Linked DNA regions of Homo sapiens: all the other regions are linked to region 1. Evidence: chromatin loops called from intact Hi-C (ENCODE). Cell type or tissue: ascending aorta. All regions are shown on one strand.

The links. Peaks named below come from ENCODE experiments on the same cell type or tissue, not always from the same donor. Only the 100,000 strongest peaks of a DNase experiment are listed, where the experiment ranks them.
Region 2: a loop joins it to region 1, with 2.1 times the contacts of the local background. A loop is called at or near these places in 6 of 110 quality-filtered maps.
Region 3: a loop joins it to region 1, with 9 times the contacts of the local background. A loop is called at or near these places in 3 of 110 quality-filtered maps.

What each region holds. Positions count from the first base shown.
Region 1 is chr9:26,497,562-26,505,561 of GRCh38, reverse strand. It overlaps LOC105375999 (a long non-coding RNA gene), which reads left to right and starts at 3,904. Exons shown (of 4, transcript XR_001746566.2): 1 at 3,904-3,986. In ascending aorta, a CTCF peak has its summit at 3,069; no DNase peak of the experiment used is centred here.
Region 2 is chr9:26,548,195-26,556,194 of GRCh38, reverse strand. No RefSeq gene overlaps it. Among named protein-coding and RNA genes, the nearest start is that of CAAP1, 340 kb to the left of the region's middle. In ascending aorta, no CTCF peak of the experiment used is centred here; no DNase peak of the experiment used is centred here; H3K27ac peaks cover 3,614 bases.
Region 3 is chr9:26,609,941-26,617,940 of GRCh38, reverse strand. No RefSeq gene overlaps it. Among named protein-coding and RNA genes, the nearest start is that of CAAP1, 280 kb to the left of the region's middle. RefSeq lists a silencer at 3,836-4,130. In ascending aorta, CTCF peaks have their summits at 3,716 and 3,917 (motif pointing right); no DNase peak of the experiment used is centred here.

The sequences.
Region 1 (8,000 bases):
CGAGTAAAAAAATGCAGATGTGTGAGTGGGGAATCAGATTTTGGAAGGGAAATGAACCGGAAACAACTTGCAATGCTGGGATATTCCTGTGTAGACATAAAAGAGGTGTGTGTACATGTGCATGCATGTGTGTTCATGTGTGTGTGTGTGCATTTACAATGTTTTCTTGTATTCTGCTTTACTCAAAGTCTATACATCTAAAAGGTACCCTCACAGCAACGTCTATACTGGTGTTTGGATAGGCTCAAAACCAAGCAGGACGGTGTATAAATGATTGCTTCATCTTTCTGTACACTGCATCCTTTCCTCAAATCCTGTAGCTCCATCTTTTCTTTTGGTTGGTTCTTCTTCAGGTATGGTCTCCTACCAGCAGCAAGTTAACAAGGAGTGTCCCTGGTGATCTTTATCAGATGATCTGTAACAGGAGAGTCTCAATATTTAGTTACTGAATAAATGGATATAAGAATCAGGAATTGTGGGTTTTGTACCTACCTCTATGTCTAGTGGGAGATTGTGAGCAATAGAGCAGATGTTTGAAAATGTGGGATCTGTGTCAAGGCTGACTGGCATGGATGCTTCCTAATGGTAGGACCTTAGACAAGTCCTGTGAGACCTCTGAACTGTTAGTTTTCTTCTTTATAAAGTGTGGGCAATAATAATGCCAATTTAATAAGGAAGTTGGTAGTACTAAGATAAAGAGACTATGATGGTTAATAATCTGTCTCAATTTGACTAGGCTATGGCATCTAGTGATTTTGTAAAAAACCAGTCTAGATGTTGCTGAGAAGGTATTTTTCAGATGTGTAGACTTTAAACAAAGCAGATTACCATAATGTAGGTGGGCCTCATCCAATCAGGTGAAGGCCTTAAGAGCAAAGACTGAGGCTTCCTGAAGAAAGAGCAATTCTTTCTTAATACTGCAACATAGAAACCCTGCCTGAGTTTCCAATCTGAAGATTTCAGGCTCAAGAGTGCGACATTAACTCTTACCTTAATTTTTAGCCTGCCAGCCCGCTCGACAGATTTCAGATTTACCAATAACTTAGGTGCCGATTCCTTAAACACTTTTCTCTGTATCTCTCTCTCTCTCTAACATATATACACACATAGCTTATATATACATACACATATATAATACACACACACACACACACACACACACATATATATATATAGAGAGAGAGAGAGAGAGATTCTATACGCACACATTTCTCTGAAGAACCCTGACTACGCAGGATATAAAGCACTTGGCACACTTCTTCCTGGCACACAGGCATCCATTTTATGAGAAACTGTTATTATTAAGCTTCCTGAATCTAAGAGTCCTCATTTACACAATAAGGGGTTGAGCCAGTAATCTCTGGGATATGATCCAACTCTAACATTCTAATACTCAAAAAACTTAATGTATTAGAGTCCTACATCATAAAAGTTCACCTTACATGTAGGAAAAACAAATTAAAGTGCCTAAACAAATTTCTGACATAATTGCAGTATTATTTATGCATTACTAATGTTTTTAAGTTTCATAGTGTCCTTAAAAGTATGTTCAATGTGTTCTTGTTAAAATGTTGAATATAAAAATAAACTTTGTAATGTCCCCAAAATTTCCACATCAGAGAGAACTGTGTTCTTATCCTTGTTATATCATAGGCTGGGATTTGTTGTCCCAGTGGGAAAATTCAGGTAAAGAAGAGGTTGGGAAGGAAGTCTCATTTTCTGGGAACCTTAGTACTGTGTGCCAGTAGATTTCACAGCGGAAAAGTGAAATGAGAGGTGGGAATTATTAAGGTAAAAGCGTGGTTTTGATTTCTGAGTTTGTTTTATTTATTTTATTTATTCTTTCCTTTAAAGGAAAACCAACAGAACCTTTGTTTTTAAAAATAATGCAAGTTTTCATTTCTGAGAGATCCTATTTATATCAGCACACTCCTCTCTCCCCAACTAAAGATTTATTCTCTTATGTTCTCCTTTTTCTGCTTTATTAATAGAATTTGTTATCTCCTGACATATTTGTCATTTTGTTTTTTGTTTGTTATTCCCACTAGAAGATAAGATCCATGAGAGCAGATATTTTGTCTGCTATATTCAGTACTATATCCTGAGAGTTTATAACTATATACAGTAGACACTCAATAAATATTTGTTGAATATGAAAAATAGCTGGAAACAAATATCCTATTCTCTGCCACTCTGACAATAATTATTGTTATTCACTGACAGTAATCTTCATGGTTGCATTATTTGTTCTTTTACTTTACAAGGCAGAGGTCTTGGTGGAGAATATGGCATATCTTTGTTCATCTTCCCTTAAAAGACATTTAAGAACTTCCCAGTTGCAAATCTTTAGGGAAAGGTGAATAGCTTTATTTCCAGGTTAAAACTATAGTTATGATAAAGTTGTTCCTGTTGAATCTTCTTGTGATAAGCTGTAACAATTTCAGTAATCACAACCTGAAGTGATTGGACGGTCATGGGATTTGGAATTAGATGACCCAGGCTTTGGTTACTTCCTCAGTAAACCTTCAACATGTCTCTTTTTGTCTGTATTTTCCCATGCACGTCATAGAGTTGGTTTTAAATGAGATAGGTTTATAAAAAAATCTCAGTAAATGTTAAACTCACTACACAAGTGTTCTTTACTATATACAAGAACACAAATATTGCAAAAGGAAAGGGAAAGTTAAATTTTCTGAACATCGATTACATGCTTACATGTTATTTAACTTAGCCCTGGCATCAGTCTTGCAAGGTTTGCATTATCATACTCATTTTAAAGATATGGGAACTTAAGCTCAGAGACGTTACTTAAGTGTTCCAAGGTTAGGTGGCTCAGTTGGGATTTTGTTGAAGGTTTGAAGACTTCTGGGCTAGTGCTCTTTTCATTATGTCATACTGGCAAACAGAGGGAGAGTCATGGCTGGCTTTAAGGCACCTCTGTGTGAATTAGAGAAAGGTGCCTTTTCTGGGTGGCTGCAGTGCTCCAAGTATAAGGCTTGGTCAGCATTGGAAGCTTCCCAGGGAAGGAACAGTTGTGCCCCTCTGTGGGTGGATATGGCAACACACCACAGGAAGGGATTTGGCAAGCCGAGCATGAGCTACTTTGAGCCCTACTTTCCTCTCATCTGCAGAACTGTGAGTGCAGCTCTCTGCAAGGAAACATTTCCTTCGACAACCTCAAATAGCTCAGTAAAAGCTTACACAAAGTTATTGTCATATTCATGAACATCATATTGTGGGAAAGGACGATGTGGCAGAGCTCAAAGCTGCATGTACCATGTTTCAGAGGAGAGTAGTTGGAATTGTTCCTCTATTCTTTATTCAGGTAGAAACTTCTGAAAAGGCAGCAGGAAGAAGTGATGTGCAGGAAGAAGTGATGTGCAGGAAGAAGAGCTGTCATTTCTGGTCTTTGTGACCTCAGTGATGAGAAGCATTTTGGTTATTCCTCCCTGATCACAGATCTTCAAATCATCATAGCCTTCAGACCAATTAAGACTGTGTAGAATTCCCCAGGCCTTACTGGAATGTTTGGGAACTTGTCTCATCGCAAACAATGACCCTGCAGAAGTGCCCCAATTTATCTGTAGCAAGTGCTGCAATGGCTAGGCATGTTAGGAAGACAAAAAAAAAATAGCTTTGCACTGACATATGTTGCTTTGTGTGTGTGTGTGAATATATGTATATATGTGTGTATATATATACACACATATATACACACATATATACATATATACACACATATACACATATATACACATATATATATACACATATATACATATATACGCATATATACATCTATATACACACATATATACATCTATATACACATATATACATCTATATACACACACATATATACATATATATACACATATATATGTATATATGTATTTGTTTTAGGCATTGGCTGAGTAATTCAAAAGAGTGATTGAAGACTGGAAAGTACCTTAACAGATAACTTGGGAGATTTCTAATGCCTGGAGGTAAGTAATCACTATGAAACATGCTCCTTAGCATGCAGGATGCAGTTGTTTTCTTTTTTTAATTCCACCTGGCTGCAGGCTGCATGCCATGGTTACCGAAGGACATTTTTCTCCCCTTGACTGCCCAGTGGTGGAGAATGGGTCACTGGGTGGGGTATGCATATTATCTTCCACATTCTATTTTCAGATGTCTACCTATGAGGACCTTCATTCTATAGGAGTGCTTCTAGCAACAGGACACTGTTAATAATTGAGAATTGGTGCTATTAATGTCCAGACCATTCTTCTTGTTTTTTTTTTTTTTTTTGGATTACAGGCATGAGCCACCACGCCTGGTCCCAGCCCATTCCATTCTGATAAAATGTGAAGATGGTTCCCAATCTAGAATATTTGCTGTTCCAGCTTTTCTAAGAATATTTGTTACCACCATTCCTTCACTGAACTCCTCTAAAACAACCACAAAAGATTTCATGTTTTTTATTATTATGATTAATGGCAGATTTGTTAACAAAAATAGGGGATTTGGAGAGTGCTGGTTTGTGGGGCAAGTGTTTCTTTTAAAAACGATTTTTAAAGTTTTAAGTTGTTACAGAAGAATATTTAAAATGTGTATGAGGTATAAAGAATAATGACAGAATGAACGACTCTATACCAATTACATAGTCTAAGGAAAGGCATGTTACCATTATTTTTGAGGCTTCCTGAATGCCTCCCTCCATTTATCCCATGCCTTCTTTTTCCCTTGTTTTATTTTATTGTATTTTTAAATTGACACATAAAAATTGTATATATTTATTTTGTACAGCATGATGTTTTGAAATGTGTATACATTGTGGAATGGCTCATTCAAGCTAGTTAGCAAGTATATTACCTCACATACTTACCTTTTTTTACGGTGAGAACACTTAAAATCTACTGTCAGCAATTTTCATAATACAGTGATATGAACTATAGTCACCATGTTGTAAGATAGATCTCTTGAACTTATTCTACCTATCTAACTGAAATTTTGCATCCTTTGACCAATATCTCCCTAACTCCCTCCACCCTGGTAACCACGATTCTACTCTGTACTTCCATGATTTCAACTTTTTTAGACTCCACGTGTAAGTGAGCTCATGTGGTATTTGTGTTTCTATGTCTGTTTTATTTCATTTAACCTAACGTCCTCCAGGTTCATCCAACTGAATATAGGAATTATTCTTTAGTAGTTTGATTTTATTATTATTTTGCAGAGCAGCAAGTTAATCTTTTTCTGTAATTAATTAATTTTTACTGTGTAGAGTATGCCACAATTTATTTATCCATATGAATTGGTGGCCGTTTAGGTTGTTTTCAGTGTTTTGCTATTTTAAACAGCGTCGCAATGAACATACTTGTTTACAGCCCTAGAGATCATGTCCTGGAATTTCTCTGGGTTACAGACCCAGAAGTGCACAGAGTTTGTGCATACTTCATCTAGATTATACCTAATTAGTTGCTAGGGTGGTATTTACTAACTGACATTCCATATGTTGTTTATACATCGTGTTCAGACTTTTGTCAACCCTGGATCTGTCCGACTTTTTTCAATCTTTCCCAATCTTAAGAATCTTATACATTCTCATACATTGTGAAATATCATTTTAGTTATTCTTCCATCTTAAATATATATATATATATATATATATATATATATATATATATATATATATATACACACACTTTTTTTTTTTTTTTTTTAAACGGAGTCTCGCTCTGTCGCCCAGGCTGGACTGCAGTGGCACCATCTCGGCTCACTGCAAGCTCCGCCTCCCAGGTTCACGCCATTCTCCTGCCTCAGCCTCCTGAGTAGCTGGGACTACAGGCGCCCGCCACCATGCCCGGCTAATTTTTTTGTATTTTTAGTAGAGATGGGGTTTCACCGTGTTAGCTAGGATGGTCTCAATCTCCTGACCTCGTGATCCGCCCACCTCGGCCTACCAAAGTCTATATTTTTATAATAAATATTCCTGTCCGTATTTATTATTATTTTTTTTTTGAGACGGAGTCTCACTCTGTTGCACAGGCTGGAGTGCAGTGGCGCGATCTCAGCTCACTGCAACCTCTGCCTCCCAGGTTCAAGTGATTCTCCTGTCTCAGTCCTGTCCATATTTTTATATGCAGTACATATTTTTATTTTTTATTTATTTTTGAAGAGAAAACTACCCAAGTAAAAGAAGTAAATTTGCACTGGAACAATGTAAACAATTCAGAAATGGAAGAATAAAGTTTTCTTTTTTTCCACATCTTCCCTTCTTCTCCAACCTCACTCTACTTCTTTTTATTTGACCACTTGAAAATTTTAGAAAATTGATACATAAAAATTGTATATTTTTGAGTTACATATGATATTTTGATACATGCATACAATGTGTAATGATCAAGTCAGGATATTCAGGATATTCATCACCTCAAATATTTATCATTTCTTTGGGATGGGAGCATCCCAAATCTTCTCTGTTAGCTATTTTGAAATATGCAATACTTTGTTGTTAATTATTGTCACCCTACTCTGCTATCGAACACTAGTAATTATTCCTTCTATCTAACTGTATGTTTATAACCACTAACCAATCTCACTTTATCCCCTGTGCTCCCTGCACAGTAACCACCTGGTAACCATCATTCTACTCTCTACCTCCATGACATCAACTTTTTTAATTTAATAGCTTCTACCTATGAGTGGTAACATGTGATATTTCTGTGCTTGGCTTATTTCACTTAACATAATGTCCTCCAGATGTATCCATGTTGCTGCAAATGACAGAATTTCATTCTTTTTATGGCTAATATTCCATGGTGTATATATACTACATTTTCTTTATCCATTCCTCCACTGATGGACACTTACGTTAATTCTATATTTTGGCTATTGTGAATATTATTGTAATAAATATGAAAGTACAGAAATCTCTTTGATATACTATATATAAAAGTTTTGGGTATACATCCAGCAGTGAGATTGCTGAATCCTATGGTGGTTCTATTTTTACTTTTTCGAGAACCTCTGCACTGTTTTCCATAGTGGTTATACTAATTTACATCCCCACCAACAGTATACTGGTCTTCCTCTTTCTCTGCATTGCAGCCAGCGTTTGTTATTTTTTGGTCTTTTTCATAATATAATCGGCATTTTAACTGGGGTGAGATGATATTGCATTGTGCTTTTGATTTGCATTTCCCTGATGATTAGTAGTGTTTAGCATTTTTTTCATATACCTGTTGTTCTTTGTTTAAGTTATTTCGTGAAATGTCTATTCAGATAATTTGCCCACTTTTAAATCAAATTATTTGGCTTTTCCCTACTGGGTTGTTTGAGTTCTCTATACATTTTAGTTATTAATCACTTGCCAGATGATTCTCTTTTCACTCTGTTGACTGTTTCCTATACAAATGGTATAACCCATTTGTCTATTTTTCCTTTTGTTGCCTATGCTTTAGAGGTCTTACCAAAAAAAAAAAAAAAAAGTTTGCCTAGACTAATATCTTTAAACCTTTCACTAATGTATGCCTCTAGCAGTTTCACAGTTTCAGGGCTTAGATTGAAGTCTTTAATCCATTTTGATTTGATTTTTGTATATGGTGAGGTAGGGGCCTTATTTCATTCTTCTGCATATGGATATCCAGTTTTCCCAGCATCATTTATTGCAAAGATTGTCTTTCCCACAGTGTATGTTCTTGGCATATTGTAGGAAATGTGTTGAATGTATGTACATGGATTTATTTCTGGGTTCTCTATTTTGTTCCATTGGCCTATGCATCTGTTTTTATGACCGTGCCATGTTGTTTTGATTACTATAGCTTTGTAGCATATTTTGAAGTCAGGTAGTGTGATGCCTCCAGTTTCCCCCCTGGCCTCAGGATTGCCTTGGCAATTTGGTGTCTTTTGTGATTCCATAAATTTTATCATTGTTTTTTCTAGTTATGTGAAGAATGTCATTGGTATTTTTGATAGGAATTACATTTAATCTGTAGATCTCTTTGTGTTGTATA
Region 2 (8,000 bases), 51 kb before region 1:
TGATGTAGCCATTTCCAAATTATATATATTTTAAATTATCACCTTGTTCATGATCAATACATATACTTTTATGTCAATTAAAAAAGCATTTTTGAGGTTTAATCATGTTGCAGCATGTATTAGTACTTTGTTCCTTTTTATGACAGAATAATATTCTATTGTACAGTTATAACCACATTTTGTTTACCCAGTCATCCAGTCACAGTTGGATTGTTTCTACCTTTTAGAAAGTTTGAATAGTGCTACTGTGAACAATAATGTCTATGTTTTTGCTTGAAAACAATTCTTTTGAGTATACATGTAAGAGTGGAATTGCTAGGTCATATGGTAATTCTATGTTTAACTCTTTTGAGGAAGGGCCAAACTGTTTTTTATAGAGACTACTGTATTTCGTGTTCCCAACTGCAGAATCCACAGGGCTTTAAATATGCTTTGGTTAGCCAGAAGTTCCACATCTTTTTCATTGATAATAACAATTTTTACTGAAGCTTTAACCCCAGATAATAATCACTGAACACATGCATACACATGAGGAGGCAAATAGAGGTTTAAGAAAACTGTTTTGAGCTATGTTGACTTGACTGCCTGGCACCTAGAATTGAGACATGTCTTAGAAAGCATCCACTCATTCTTCTCATAGGAAAACAAGGTCACAAGAGGTGGAATGACGTGATAATAAAAAAGAAGCCACTCAACAATTTAGTTATTGTCAAATTTAAGGTTCAAACTGTGATCTTGTAATGCTGAACCTATTGTTATTTTACCTACACTATGTATTTGATTCATTTTTGGTTAAATTATCAGATGATGGCTTTTTTCTTCACTCAGAAATCTTAGAAAAGTGATGGGTATATCATCTAATCCAGACCAGCCTTATTTATCCATTTGTTTCTTCACACATTTATTCTACAAACACTTAAGGAATGCTAATATTTACCAGAGGGTGTGTTGAGAGCAAAGGATACGGTGGTAGACTAACTGCAATGAGACTGTCTTCATAGTTAACAGTGTGGTAGTGAAGATGGCCCCTTGATAAACAGGTACACAAATAATGAATTATAACTGTGCTAAATGCTATAAAGGGAGGAGGTACATGGTACTCTGAGACTTTATAAGACCTGCACTATTTCAGTGGTTGGATGTGTCAGAAAAGGCACTTAGATTTATAAAATCTAATGTGTTTTGATTTTAAGGACACCTTAAAGATTCTCTTATGCCTCAAAATTTTTCCTTCAGTTTTTCATTCATGTCAGGATTTAAAGATTTGATGTGCCAGTTTATATTTTTTCTAATGTACATTTGAATTTTAAAAGTCTGTTCAAAATTTAAAAATTCTTTTGTGGACTCCCTAAAATAACCTCATATGCCAACCGTTGATTCACCTACCACATGTGGACACTGCTGCTCTGGGCGTTGACGACTTTTCTGTTATTTCGAATTCATGAACTGGAACACTCCAAATCAGACCAGAGGTGTGTCAGCCACACAGGAGCAGGGAAGGGAAGGAGAATGATGAAAGCTAGAGGGAAGAAATGGGAAAGATGTTGGTGACTGGGTAAATAGAAGTGATGCAAACTGAGGAAAGGGGAAGACACAGGGAAAAAGGATAGACTCAGGTGGAGAGAGATAAGCTGGTCCTTAGGAGAGCTGGAGTCTGATTACGTGAAGTTTCACTCTCTTAGTAGAAAATGAAATAAACACCTTGGTTTTCCATTTCATTCCATTTATTTCATTCATCAATAATCTAGATACGAATGACAAACCATGGAATGAGAGAAGGGTGTTGTGGATAAAGTTCACTCTTGATGGATTGAAAAATAAGCACAACTGTTACTTTGAAGTTTCAAACTGTTTTCCTCTTCATTAAGAGATGGAGCATTGAATTGTTCTTTGGGACTTATCACTTCTTTGTTATGTTTTACATTTTTGTAAAGGTACTCGTTGAAAATAGTACGATATATTTTTTTACACTGAGTAGCCTAGTGCTTTGTCTGAAAATATAAATGGCTATTTTATTGAGCCAACAATCCATCTTGGAGACTTTGCTGGGTTTTAATGTCTTTGTGGAGGTGGGAAAGGGAGTTAGGAAAATAATTTATATATATATATATAAATGTTAGATTTACAATGTCCTGCGCCTATGAACTATTTTTTTAAAAAATATTTCATTTTCCTGTTTGTAGTCACTAGCAAAAAATCTGAAACTACTGAGTTTCAAAGGTCTATTTTCCACCTACCAATGGAGGGGAGACCAAAAAGAAAGTGGCCTTATCTAAACACAATTAAAACTGAATGTCTGTATTAGTTTTCTAGGGCTGCTGTAAAGAAGTACCACAGATTGGTGGTTTAAACAACAGAAATTGGCCGGGCACGGTGGCTCACTCCTGTAATCCCAGCACTTTGGGAGGCCGAAGTGGGAGGATCACCTGAGGTCAGGAGTTCGAGACCAGTCTGACTAACATGGCAAAACCCCATCTCTACTAAAAATACAAAAATTAGCTGGGCGTAGTGGCGGACACCTGTAGTCCCAGCTACTCGGGTGGCTGAGGCAGCAGAATGGTGTGAACCCAGGAGGCGGAGCTTGCGGTGAGCCGAGATGGTGCAACTGCACTCCATCCTGGGCGACAGAGCGAGACTCCATCTAAAAAAAAAAAAAAGAAAAGCAAAACAAAACCCAGAAATTTATTTTCTCACAATTCTGGAGGCTGAAAGTTCAAGATCAAGGTGTTGGCAGAGTTGGTTCCATCTGAGGGCTGTGAGGGAAAGATGTTTCAGGCTTCTCTCCTTGGCTTATGTAGATGGCTGTCTCCTCTCCATATCTCCACATCTGTATTCTCCCTGTACACATCTATGTTCAAGTTTCCCTTTCTTATAAATCCCTCACATTGGATTAAGGCCCACCTTAATGACTTCATTTTAACTTAATTGCTCTTTAATGACCCTACCCCCAAATACAATCAAATTCTGAGGTACATCATATAAAATTTTGAGGGGACACAATTCAGCCCATAACAATGTCCTACACATTATTTTGGATATAATAATTAGAATTTATTGAGGTTTTCAGGGTATGTTATTTTGCAATTATTCTGTTGTGGTCATATAGTGAGTTCTCCTGTTCTGGAAGAGACTGATCCAGAGACAGAAGAAAATCTAGGAATCAGGCCAAAGATTGGAGAGAGAGAGACAAGCTTTCTCTCTGGGCTTCAGGGCATACAGGCCTGGACTTTGGGTTATAGGGATGATGGAGGACATAGTGGTGAGATGAGGTAGAGTCGGCCTCTTGGGGGCTGGGAGGGAGTTAGGTAGGGTGACTAGGAGGCGCGACAGAGGGCAAGCCTAGAGCCTGTTGGCTCTCAGAGTAGCACATGTAAAAGCAGAAATAAACTACTAAATGTAATGTAATTTCCTTCTTTAATGCTTAAACTTTCAGTATTTTGTAAAAAATTCAAGCTGGGTCTCAGTCATACTGTAGAGAATCAAGGGAGGTTCCTTTCCAAACTTGGGCTTGAGTGACATAGGGTGACCAACACAACTTCCTCAACCTCATTTCCCAAGGTGTGTGTGGTCCCGGAGCTGCAGCAGATCATATCCAGAGGCCATAGCATGGGGCTGATGCAGAACTGGAACATGAAGAACAGAACAGACTCAGAAGTAATGGAGCAAGGTGTGGTATTTTGAGTTCCAACGTATCGGGGAAGGGAGTTGCTAAGTGATTGTGATTTGGGTGTTACTATAAATGTGACCTCATGTTATTGTCATTAGAAATGAAACTTTTGGTATAGTGTTCTCAGGAGTAATATTTCTGAAATCAAGTGTGTTGGTTAAAAAAAAATCTTTTGTTGGTTATTCATCTTTATGAAGTCAACAAAAATGTTTTGGGGAAAAAATAAAAGCTTTGTAACCAAGCTTTGGCAAATGCTAAAAACAGTTGAGTTAGTCACCTCATAGTTTCACATTCTTTAAATAGCAAACCAGAGGCACTTATTAAGGTCAAAATTAGTACACATCCACTGTTCCAGTAATGCTTTTTGTTCCTTTCTGGTCCAGGATCCTATCCAAGAACATGTTTGTATTTAGTTGTCAGGCCTAATCAGTCTCCTTCAATGTGGAACAGTTCCACAGTCTTTTCAGGTTTCCTACACCCTTAACACTCTTAAAGAATATAGGTCTTTCATTTTATAAGGTGACTTTTAATTTGGGTCTGTCTGATGTTTCCTCATGACCAGACTCTAGTGCAGGGTGGAATTTAGAAACCACCATCTGGATGTCCAATGTGGTCATTGCTTCCAGGGTGCCACTGCATTGAGACCCGCTCAGAGAACAAAGTTGGGAAATATATGTATATACATACACACACCTATAACAACAACCAATTCTATATTTAGGTGAATATGTATACTAGAAAGCCTACAAGTTCATACTGATGCCTAAAGCCCCGGTCTAATATTTCAAGGTTCCTTTTATTCTTCCCTTTTCCCACGCTTGTAAAATCCTTTTACAAGTAATGAGAAACCTGGCTCTCATTATCCTCAATCTATTTACTTGTTTGCACAATCTTCCAAGTACTCCAGTCATCTCTTCCTTCTGCCCCTTCCATTCCCCAGCCTCTCACCACTTGGCTTTTGCAGATGCCAGCATCTCTGCCCAGAATGGGAAATGAAAGGAATGGAAGAATGGAAGAAAAATAAAGATAAAAACAGCAGGGAAATTTCTTTATTTTTAAAGTCAGTTTAACTCAGTTTTTATGTTAATTGCAGCCTAAAGCATGCTAACTGATGTAACATACAACACATTATATTGCATTTGTTTGTTTACAATTACACCTATGCCACTTGAATATGAGCTCCTGAAAAGGAGGTCAACATCCGATCATCTCTATATCTCCAGTGGTTTCCACAATGCTTGTAGTGTGGTAGGTACTTGGTAGTTGCATTTGGTGCTAGTGTCACAAAAATCATTAAGACATAATTGTTGTCCCCAAGGAGCTAGCAGAAATTGTTAATACGCTCAGATAATTTCTATAATAGATACATATGGAAAGTGCTATGGCACATAGGAAGAAATCATGTCTAAATGGGACTTTGCCAGTATAAACAGAAATCAGAGATGTCGTCAGATAAATATGTGTATGTTAAATACGTTTCTTTAACTTGTGTAGAAACTAAGAATTAGATGCTGGTCAAGTAGCTGTACATTCTGAATGAGTGGGTTAGAATTAGAATTAGAAGCTGAATAAATGGTTGCATAAAGTCCTTGAAAACTGTGAGACTGTTCAAATGGCACCTTCCCAGTGGCAAACCTATTTTAGTAACATGTATTTAAAAACCTCTAAAGAATTTTGTGTTTTCCAGCAGGAAGAATCAGGACTAATCCAATTTTCAACAACAGGACACCAACAACAATAGTAATAGCTTACATCTCCATAGTCCTTCATATTAAGAAGTCTTTGGCTATGAGCACCAAGAGGGTAGGGATTGTGTCTGTCTTGCTCATCAGTGTATCCTCAGCACCCAGCTCAACACTGAATGAAAAATGCCTTCCCATTTATACTTTCATTCAGTCCTGAAAGTGCACTGGAAATGAAGGACATTACACCTAGGATCAACAATGTCTTTACTCTTTAAATAGATCTAAGTATCTGTAACTCTAAACTGAGCCACCTCCTCTTTGTCAGCTCCCATCTGCAGTTTCTTGAGTTGTCCTTTCTTGGATTTTTTTTTTCTTTTTCCTTTTTTAGGTCTTGTTCTGTCGCCAGGCTGGAGTGGAGTGGCATGATCTCAGCTCACTGCAACCTCCACCTCCCAGGTTCAAGCGATTCTCCTGCCTCAGCCTCCCGAGCAGCTGGGACAACAGGTGCGCACCACCATGCCCAGCTTGTTTTTGTATTTTTAGTAGAGATGGAGTTTCACCACATTGGCTAGGATGGTCTCGATCTCTTGAAATGATGATCTGCCCACCTTGGCCTCCCAAAGTGCTGGGATTACAGGTGTGAGCCACCATGCCCGCACCCTTTCTTGGATTTTTAAGACTCCCTATGCTTGGCTCCATATCTTTCCCTTTCTGTTTTTCACTTGATCTACTTCCTTGTTGATTAATCAATTTTTCCCGACTCATCTTTCCAGAAAACAACTGTGAAATGCTTCAGGAAGCATTCTGTGGGTATTCCAAAACCAGGAAATAGACAGAAAGCAAAGACAGAGAAAAAGGCCTAAGGTCACAGAATGTGTGGGGCACAGAGCCAGAACCAGACTCCAGGTCTCTGATCATTCAGCTACAGGGTCTTTTCAGGAGACCACAATGAAAAGGAAGCATGGAAGGGCAATTTGTACATTTCTGTGAGGTTTTCAGAGAGTCTGCAACCAAAGTTGGTTCAATTATTACACATTTTATGTGCCTTCAGCAATAGCTTCACTTCACATGGTTAAACTATATAGTCAGGCAAGTAAATCAGTTCATTTGAGTTACTGTTTCTGTTTTTATAACTTAAACAGTATGGTAAGTGGCAGTGATCAGGGCTAACAGCAAACACAGAAAAGATCACCCCAAATAGAATATTAACTAATGCAGATCTGCTGTGTAAGTGGCTTGATGCATGGTAAATTGCATTTGCAGTTGGCCAAATGGAAAGTGATATATGTTGGGCTCAAGAATAATAAATACAAAGAGAGATCAATTGAACTGAACTAAAGTGGTACGGTTTTGAAAGACGATGTAGAATTACGTCTTCCAAACATGGCTGACAAAAAGGACTCAATTAAAAAGTAAATTGGAAAACTATAAAGTAGCTGACACAAATACAAGGTTGAGTTTATGGAAGTTATAAATGCTAAACAGTTTCCCTCTCTGATTCCAATTTCTGCCCACTCCCTGATCTTCTTGTGCCTTCCATTTCTTTTTATGAGTATTATTACTCAACGGGAGAACAATCAGTTATATCAGAGCCATTTATTGTAAAGTTTGTGTCAATTTTTATTGAAATAGGACAAAAACACCGGAGTTTGTGTCTATAAGCATGCATAAAGAGGAAAGAAAAACCAATTATTATGCTATCAGGGTACCAGGAGAAGTCTTTGAACTGAAGGGGAAAAAAGAAAAAAGCTCTCCCTGTGGAGAGAATAGAATGTGCTTCATTTCAATATCTATTACAATTATGAAAGGGCCAGAGAATTCCACGGCTTTGAACAATCTTTGTGAACAGAGCTTTGTGTCAGGGCTGTGGTTATGATTTTCAGGCCCTGAGGCTGGTTCTTCAATAACTAGCAGAAGTAGTCAGGGCTTTGGGGATGGACAGTGAAGAGAGGGGTGAAAACCAAGCTCCTCTCGCCAGGGTGATCATAAGAAACCCTTCAGGGGATTTTTATTTTAAATATAGATTTTTGTGCCCTTATGGAATCTGAACTTCCTGAGGCACGGTAGGGAGGCAGATTAACTATCATTCCAATTTCAGGGTTTGAAAATTACAAACATATAACTAGGACTAAGCCTAGTGCCAGGGATTGTTCTGATAGGAGGGATGTTGAAACTGGGGGAAAGAATGAGGTAGGAGATAAAAATCTCTCTCTCTCTTTCTGTCTCTTCTGTCTCTCTCTCCCTTAAATGAATACCCTGCCACTAGAATGTAAGCTCTTCTAGGCAACTAAGTATCTTCATTAATTTTCGATCTCCAGCTATCCAGTGTTTGCTCCACTCTGGCACCTGGTGAGTGGATCCTTTCTTGCTGATTTGGTCACTGCCCTCTATTCTCATTGCTGTGAAGTTTTCAGAATGCTGCACGCTTGCCCCTTGCCATCTAACCATGAAGCTATACGGGAGGAAACTCGGTCTTGATGTGCAAGGCTGGGGTCTCTCTCTCTTCTCTCTCCCAGAAGAGCACTTTTAGAGAATTGTATGGGAGATAAACGGCAAGCTGCTCTCTTTTATAAGACCTTTGGTTTTGGTTGTGTCATGTGCAAATTACCCAAACCCAGTGTGTTGATCTCAATAGAGATGAACCATTT
Region 3 (8,000 bases), 110 kb before region 1:
AAACCTCATAATTTACAGAGAATTGGGTAGAGTACTAACTCAGTAGTTGCAAAATATTAGCCCTAGCTCTGGTTCCACCTAATAAAGCTCAAAGCAAGACCCAAAATAATTCAACTGTTTCCATGTAACTGAACCATGTCCCAGAATAAAGCTCAAGAATATTTATAGAAAAAAATAGCCAGTACCCTAAAGGTTAAAATATCTGGTATCTAATAAAAATTATCATGCATGTAAAGAAGCTGGAAAGTATAACCCATAATGAGGAGAAAAATCAATCAATTAAAACTCAGAAATGACACAGATTATAGAATTAGTATAAAAAGATATAAAAACAGTGATTATAACCATATTCCATGTACTTAAGAAGACAGAGGGAATACTGAACATAAGTAGAGACATGAAAGATGTATAAAAGACCCCAAAGTAGGCACAGCTAACCTAAAGTGATAGAAGTCAGAATAATATTTAGTCCTGGGGAATATTAATGGTGGGGAACATGAGGATGTCTTTTGAGATGCTGAAAATGTTTTATATCTTTATCTTGGTGGCTTTATATGTGTGCGCACATATGTAAAGATCCTCTGAGCTGTACATTTAAGATATATGTACTTTATGTAAGTTAAACCTCAAAATAAATTTCATATTATCTGATACTGTTTGCAAAGCAAGTCAGCCAATATGAGTAAGTAAACCTTTTATTCCATTGGATGGATGGAATTGGATGCATGTCCTCAGGAATGTATAGTATAATTCCTATAGGAGACAGAGATTAGATACCATGGAGGAGCTAGAAACTACGTGCATAATAGTGACTTATCTGTCATTTTAGTTATATTAGTGCCAACTGGTCATTGAAGACGGGACTCACATTAGTGGCTCAATAAATGTTGGTTGCCCTTATCTCTTGCCAGTTTTTGTCTATGCAGGTCTAAGACGTAGACACAGGGAAGAAAACCAGTGATTTAATTTTATGCATTTTGGAGAAGAGATATGAAGAGAAGGTCTAGTGTACCGAAAAAAATGAGTGATCACATCTTTTTTCCCAGGAAGTCTGCACATGTGATACAGAACAAATATGATCATGCAAGTTTTCAAACCACATAAATCAATCTGCCACTTCCAAGATACAGAATGTGTGAGGACAAAGGGGCAAGAATGGAGTCTGGGCTAGTCTCCATCTTTAAATGAGAGTCCACACTATCAACAGAATTAGCTTTCTATTGTTTCTGTGTGTCTGCACCATCCCCACCAAATACCAGATACAGGCAACTAAATAAACACTTTTCGTTCTCAACAGGCTCACATAAGATTTCCATTTCTGTGATTCCCTGGAAATTCCATAACTAAATAAGATTGTTTTAGAGTATTTTTCTTCTATAACCACTCATACAGGTACCACTTCTTTTTCTTTTTTTTGAGATAGAGTCTTGCTCTGTCAACAGAGATTGCAGTGGCATGATCTTGGCTCACTACAACCTCCGCCTCCTGGTTTCAAGCGATTCTTCTGCCTCAGCCTCCCAAGTAGCTGGGACCACAGGCACGTGCCACCATGCCCAGCTAGTTTTTGTTTTTTTTTTTTTAGTAGAGACGGGATTTCACCGTGTTGACCAGGATGGTCTAGATTTCCAGACCTCGTGATCCACCTGTCTCGGCCTCCCAAAGTGTTGGGATTACAGGCGTGAGCCACCGCGCTCGGCCTGATACTGCTTCTTAATTACAATAAGTCTCTCACCTAGAATTCCAGTAGGTCAAGTTACGGATCTGAGAGCAAGAAGTTAGCTTTCTTTCCCGTAAGGGAAGCACATTTTGGATGGAGAAATTTCTCACAGGGGTTTCCTGGAGACAGAGTGAGTTATTTTGAATATTGTCATTAATTAAATAACAATGGTCACCCATATCCCCTTGCAGGTAGGGAAGCAGGCTTCCTGGCACTCTGAATTTGATATTACTTTGTCACCATTGTTTTAGATGAACTGTCAGATAAGCTTTTCACTGGAGTGTTTTGCAGGATACTATCTCTGTGTGCTGTGTTTTTTGGACACTTGGCAGAAGAGCCATGGTAGTGGCCAAAAGGGGAAGAAATGAAAGCACCAGATGGTTGTGTTTAACCTTTTTACTCAGAATGTGTATCAGCCTTAGCCTGGAAGCATGGGCAGTGGTCATAGCTGCAAATGCTGATTTTCCTGGGTACCTTTGGGAAACACTGTGACCCAACACTGGGAGGGGAGATTTGTATGCCACCAGTTTTGTAGAACTCAACAGTAAAACTGTCCCTGGTATCACTAGTGACTCACTAGAGTTGTCTGGATAGGGTAAAAAAAGGGTCACAATAATAGAGATGAGTATTGCTCTAATTCTGCCCACCCCCAGCAACCCCTCTACCCCCTATTCTGTGGGCATCTTATCTCTATATTTCTCCCTACTCGTTCAGGAAGTTCCCACAGGTATCTCCAGGTGGTCATGATTAAGATTTGTTTTTCAACTCATCACATTGTGCCTAGCAGTTTTTCTCCTTTCCTGTTCTGGTTGTCTAATTTTAATATCATGGAAGCTGTTGTGGAAGATTGATTACATTGATGACACCATTTCATGGCCTCTCTGCCCTTTGCCCTGTAACACTGTAGGCAACTCCCGCTCTGACTCTGGAGGGACTTAGCCCAGTGTTTGCTTTGACCAATGGGGCTTGCAAAAACACTTGAATGCTTTTGTTTCTTGTTCCTCTGCCTTTGCCATGAGAATATGGCCAGACTAGTCTCCTGGAGGATTAGAGACCTTGAGGGACAAAGGCAATTCATCTCAGCTGAGGCCATTCTGGGGTCCCCTCAGACCACAGAATGAATATTGCTTGAGTGAGCCCAGCTAAGATCAGCCAAGTCTGGCCCAGACCAGCAGAACTATTCAGTCAACCCACAGACTATTGAGTGAAATAAATGCTAATCATTTTAAGCCACTGGATTTTGTCGTTGTTTGTTATGCAGCATTATTGAGGCAATAGATAACTGATATACCTGCCTATGCCATGAATCCCTTTGAATCAGATCCACATTTGTTTCTCTCATTCCACATATTGTGGGTCTGGCTCATAGCTCAGGTTACTGTTTCTGAGTTCCTACAGTCACCCCAACTAGGAAACATATGCTTCAGTCTCCCAAACACTGCTGCCTTGTACTCTCATTGCTGTGTCATCTAGGGATCTCGTTTTTAAAAAAACATTATGAACTACCTCAAAAATAAAAATATAGAGAATCCTATGACATACATCGTTCTATATTCTTATCACATAGAGTTTCCAAATTATTTTTCACTTTGTCATTTGTACCTGTTTCCTAGTGCTGCTGCTTCAAAGTACCATGAAATAATTAGGTGGCTTAAAACAGTAGAATGTTATCATCTCACATTTTGGAAGCTAGACATTTGAAATCAAGGTGTTAGCAAAACTATGTTTTCTTACTTTTTTATGAGGCACGGTCTGGCTCTGTCACCCAGGCTGGAGTGCAGTGGCATGATCTCAGCTCACTGCAACCTCTGGCTCCCAGGCTCAAGCAATCCTCCCACCTCTACCTGCCAAGTGTGGGCGGCAAGCCACCCAGGTGCCGAGGCAAGAGACTGAGGACACGAGCTGTTCCAGTATAATAAAATATAAAATAAGAATAGTTATACCAGATATAGATCTTAGATATAATTATATATGAATATCATTAATCATTAGTTTGTAGCAATTACTCTTTGTTCCAATATTATAATAATCCTTGCTTTATAATCATAACCTAGGAAAAACCAGGCCATACAGAGATAGGAGCTGAGGGGACATAGTGAGGAGTGACCAGAAGACAAGAGTGCGAGCCTTCTGTTATGCCCAGACAGGGCCACCAGAGGGCTCCTTGGTCTAGCGGTAACGCCAGCATCTGGGAAGACGCCCATTGCCGAGCGGACAGTGGTCTAGCGGTAGCCTCAGTGTCAAGGAAAAACACTGGCTACTTAGCAGACCGGGAAAGGAAGTCTCCCTTTCCCCGGGGGGAGTTTAGAGAAGACTCTGCTCCTCCACCTCTTGTGGAGAGCCTGACATCAGTCAGGCTCGCCCACAGTTATCCAGAGGCCTAACCGTCTCCCTGTGATGCTGTGCTTCAGTGGTCATGTTCCTAGTCTGCCTTCATGTTCCATCCTGTACACCTGGCTCTGCCTTCTAGATAGCAGTAGCAAGTTAGTGAAAGTACTGAAAGTCTCTAATAAGCAGAAATAATGGTGTAAGTTGTTTCTTTCTCTGTCTCCTCTTTCTCTCTGCCTCAGCTGCCAGGCAGGGAAGGGCCCCCTGTCCAGTGGACATGTGACCCACGTGACCTTACCTATCATTGGAGATGACTCACACTCTTTACCCTGCCCCTTTTGCTTTGTATCCAATAAATAACAGTGCGGCCAGACATTCGGGGCCACTACCGGTCTCCGTGACTTGGTGGTAGTGGTCCCCCGGGCCCAGCTGCCTTTTCTTTTATCTCTTTATCTTGTGTCTTTATTTCTACACTCTCTCGTCTTTGCACATGGGGAGAGACCCACCGACCCTGTGGGGCTGGACCCTACACCAAGTACCTGGGACTACAGGTGCAAATCACCATGCCCAGCTTTTTTTTTTTTTTCTGTATTTTGGTAGAGACAGGGTTTCACCATGTTGTACAGGCTGGTGTCTAACTCCTGAGCTCAAGTGATCCTTCTGCCTCAGCCTCCCAAAGTGCTGTCATTACAGGTGTGTGCCATTGCACCCAGCAACACTGTGTTTTCTTGAAGGTTTTAGAGGAGAGTCTATTCTATTCCTTTCTCTTAGTTTCTGGTGTTGCTGGCAATCATTGACATTGCCTCCAGCCTCTGACTCCATCGTCATAGGGTGTTTTCTCCTTCTGTCTTCATGATCGTATAAGGACACTAGTCGTATTGGATTAAGGACCCATCTTGCTCTAGAATGACTTCATTTTAACTAATTACATCTGCAACACTCTTATTTCCTAATAAGTTCACATTCTGAGGAACTGGGGTTAGGACTTCACATCTCTTTTGGGGGAACACATTTCAACCCATAACAGGATTACTAATATTTTAGTTTTTTGCATCTATTTTTATAAGTAAGCTTTGTCAATACTTGTCCTATTCTTGTCTGGTTTTTGTATCAAGTTGTTTAGCCTAATAAAAATAGTTTGAGAAATTTACCTTTTTTACTATTTTCTGAAACAGCTTGCATTAAGTAGGGATAATCTGTAACGTAAAAGTTTTGTCACATTCGTCTGCAAAGCAATTTGAGCTTATTATTTGAGAAGGGGAGGTGATTTTTTGACTCATGATTCTATTCTTTTAATGGCTATTGGTTTCTTCAGCTTTTCAGCTTCTTCTAGAGTAAATTTTTATAATTTATATACTGTTGAGAGAATTTATTGACATAAAGTTTGTATAGAGCACCCTTGACATAAGTAACCCCATCTTAGAAAAAGACTGTCTCTTACACTTCATAAGGCACTTTGCCAACAGGGACCAGATGTTTTGTGTGATCAATGAAGACTGCCTCCAACCAGATTAAGAACATAACCAAGCACACTCTTCCACTATTAGTCTTCACCCCAGAGGACTCTGGCCATGAAAAGAGCAGGACTACAACAGCTTTTAATGGCTGTCTTAACAGGCTGTCGCTCGTGATAACACCCAGCATCTGCCTACGAAGGCTGTGCCCACACCAAAGACTCTTCCTTGCAAGGAAAACAGACAACTTGAGCCAGACCAGGACAGTTTTTTTATTTTGTTTTGTTTACATCCCTCTCCCTGGGATGCTTCATTAACCATTTTTTCCTATCCCCTTTCTTTTAATGTTAAATGTTACTTTGTTGTGGAATGTTTAATCTATAACATTTATATATTGATTAAATATATATATTGGATTTTGCGGTTGTTCATTATGCGGCATTATTGCAGCAGTAGATAACTGATAGGTAACTATTATATATGGTTTGCCATGTTGACTGATTAGTTGAGTGGCTTGAGCCTGTGTGCCCATGGCTCTAACTGCTGAATGAATGGAAAGTTTACTAAGAAGAATGGCCTCCTTGGAAACTCCATGTAGCTCATGGCTTTTATGATTGAGACAGCATTAATAAAAATCTGACATCGTGGAAAGACACAAATATGTGGGGACCTGGTTATCTCTGACCTGCGCCATTCATGATAAAATTGTTTGCAGTATTTACTGAATGCTTTAAGAAATCTATATTTTTAGTTATGTTCCTTTTTGGTCCTAATATTATTGATTTATTCTACCTATACAGTTTTTTGTTTGGTTTCTGCTTATTTTGGTGATCAGTCTTACTATTAGTTTGTCTATTTTATTAGTATTTTCAAGTAATACTTTATTTAGCTTTATCTGTTGTTCATTTTCTAGCTTATTGAGTTTAATGTTTAATTAATTTAATTTTAGTAACTCCTTTTGCAGACAGTTAATTTGAGGCTACAAATTTACCTATAAGTACTACTTTAGCCAAAGTATATAAATCTTGATACATGGTTCTTTCATGATAATTTAATTTTAAACGTTTGAGAATCACACCCTTTAACCTATAAGTTGTTTATATGTGTTCTTTTTACATTTCTCAAAATACATCAGTTATTTAAAAAAAAACTTAAAAAATTGTATTGTGGTGAAGGAATGTAGTAAGATATTGCTTCCTTAAGATTTATTGAGAATTTCTTTGTAAATGGGTACATAGTGAATTTTTATGTGTGCTGAAAATGAATGTGTTATTATTAATTATTGGGTGTGGAATTCTATGTATCATTCTTAGAAGAAACTTGTTAATTACATTTAAGAAATGTTCTATATGATATATAAGTTCTACATATTATATAAATTTCTATAGTGGATACTTTATAACCCACATTGCCAATTTTTCTTGCAATTTTGTTATTTATTGTACTGTATTTAGCAATACACTCTTGGGTACATTATGTCATGATTTTCATCTTCATGGTGAAGTTTTATTATTATGTAATGTTTTGCTTGGTATATGTTAATAATCTTATCTTTAAATTCTATTTTATCTAATATCATTTCCCATCTCATTTTCCTTAAAAAATAAAAATCAAGGATATTTGTTTTTAACTGGTTATTTTAACTTGTTTTCATCTATTTTTGATATTACTGATACATTTGGAGTTGTTTCTACTGTCTTCTTACAGTCTTTTAAATCAATATTTTAATTGACCATTATTGTTTTTTAGAGACAAGGTCTCACCATGTTGCCCAGGCTGGTCTTTAACTCCTAGCCTCAAGTGATACTCCCTCCTCAGTCTCCCGAGTAGCTGGGATTGCAGGCACAAGCCACTGTGTCTGGCTATTAATAATTTTATTTTACTTTTATGCCTTGTTTATATCAATAATATTTTCATTATTTTTTTTTGGTTTCCTTTGCTGGGTTAGAAGCTACAGGTTTTATTATATATGTATTTAATATATATTAAACTCACAATACATGTATGTGTATTGAAAGTATATTAAACACTTAGTTCATGTATATGCATTAAATATACATTTGTATTATTTGTAAAATATATTTTATGGTATATTTTTCTGAAATATTTAACACACCTACTTAATTATAAAGATTTTAAACAAAATATAAAATCATTGAATGTTGCTTTTCTGCTCCTTAATAATATAAGAACTTTAGCATACTTCATATACCTATTGAATAATCCTCACTTCTTCCTTCTTATTGTCTAGAGTTTTAGTGTCACTTTAACACAAAATTTATTATTTTTAATAGTTAAAACTAATTTTAACAACTTATTAATTTCTGTGCACACCGTATTTCTTTCATCCCCTTCTTTCCTCTGGGCTCCCTTTTCTTTTCATTGAAGTACTTTCTTTAGTAGTTTTAATGCAAGAAACTGTGTGGAAACTACCTCAGTCATTGTATATATTAGTCTTCTATTGTATACCCTAGTCATCGATTGTTACTGATTAGACTTCT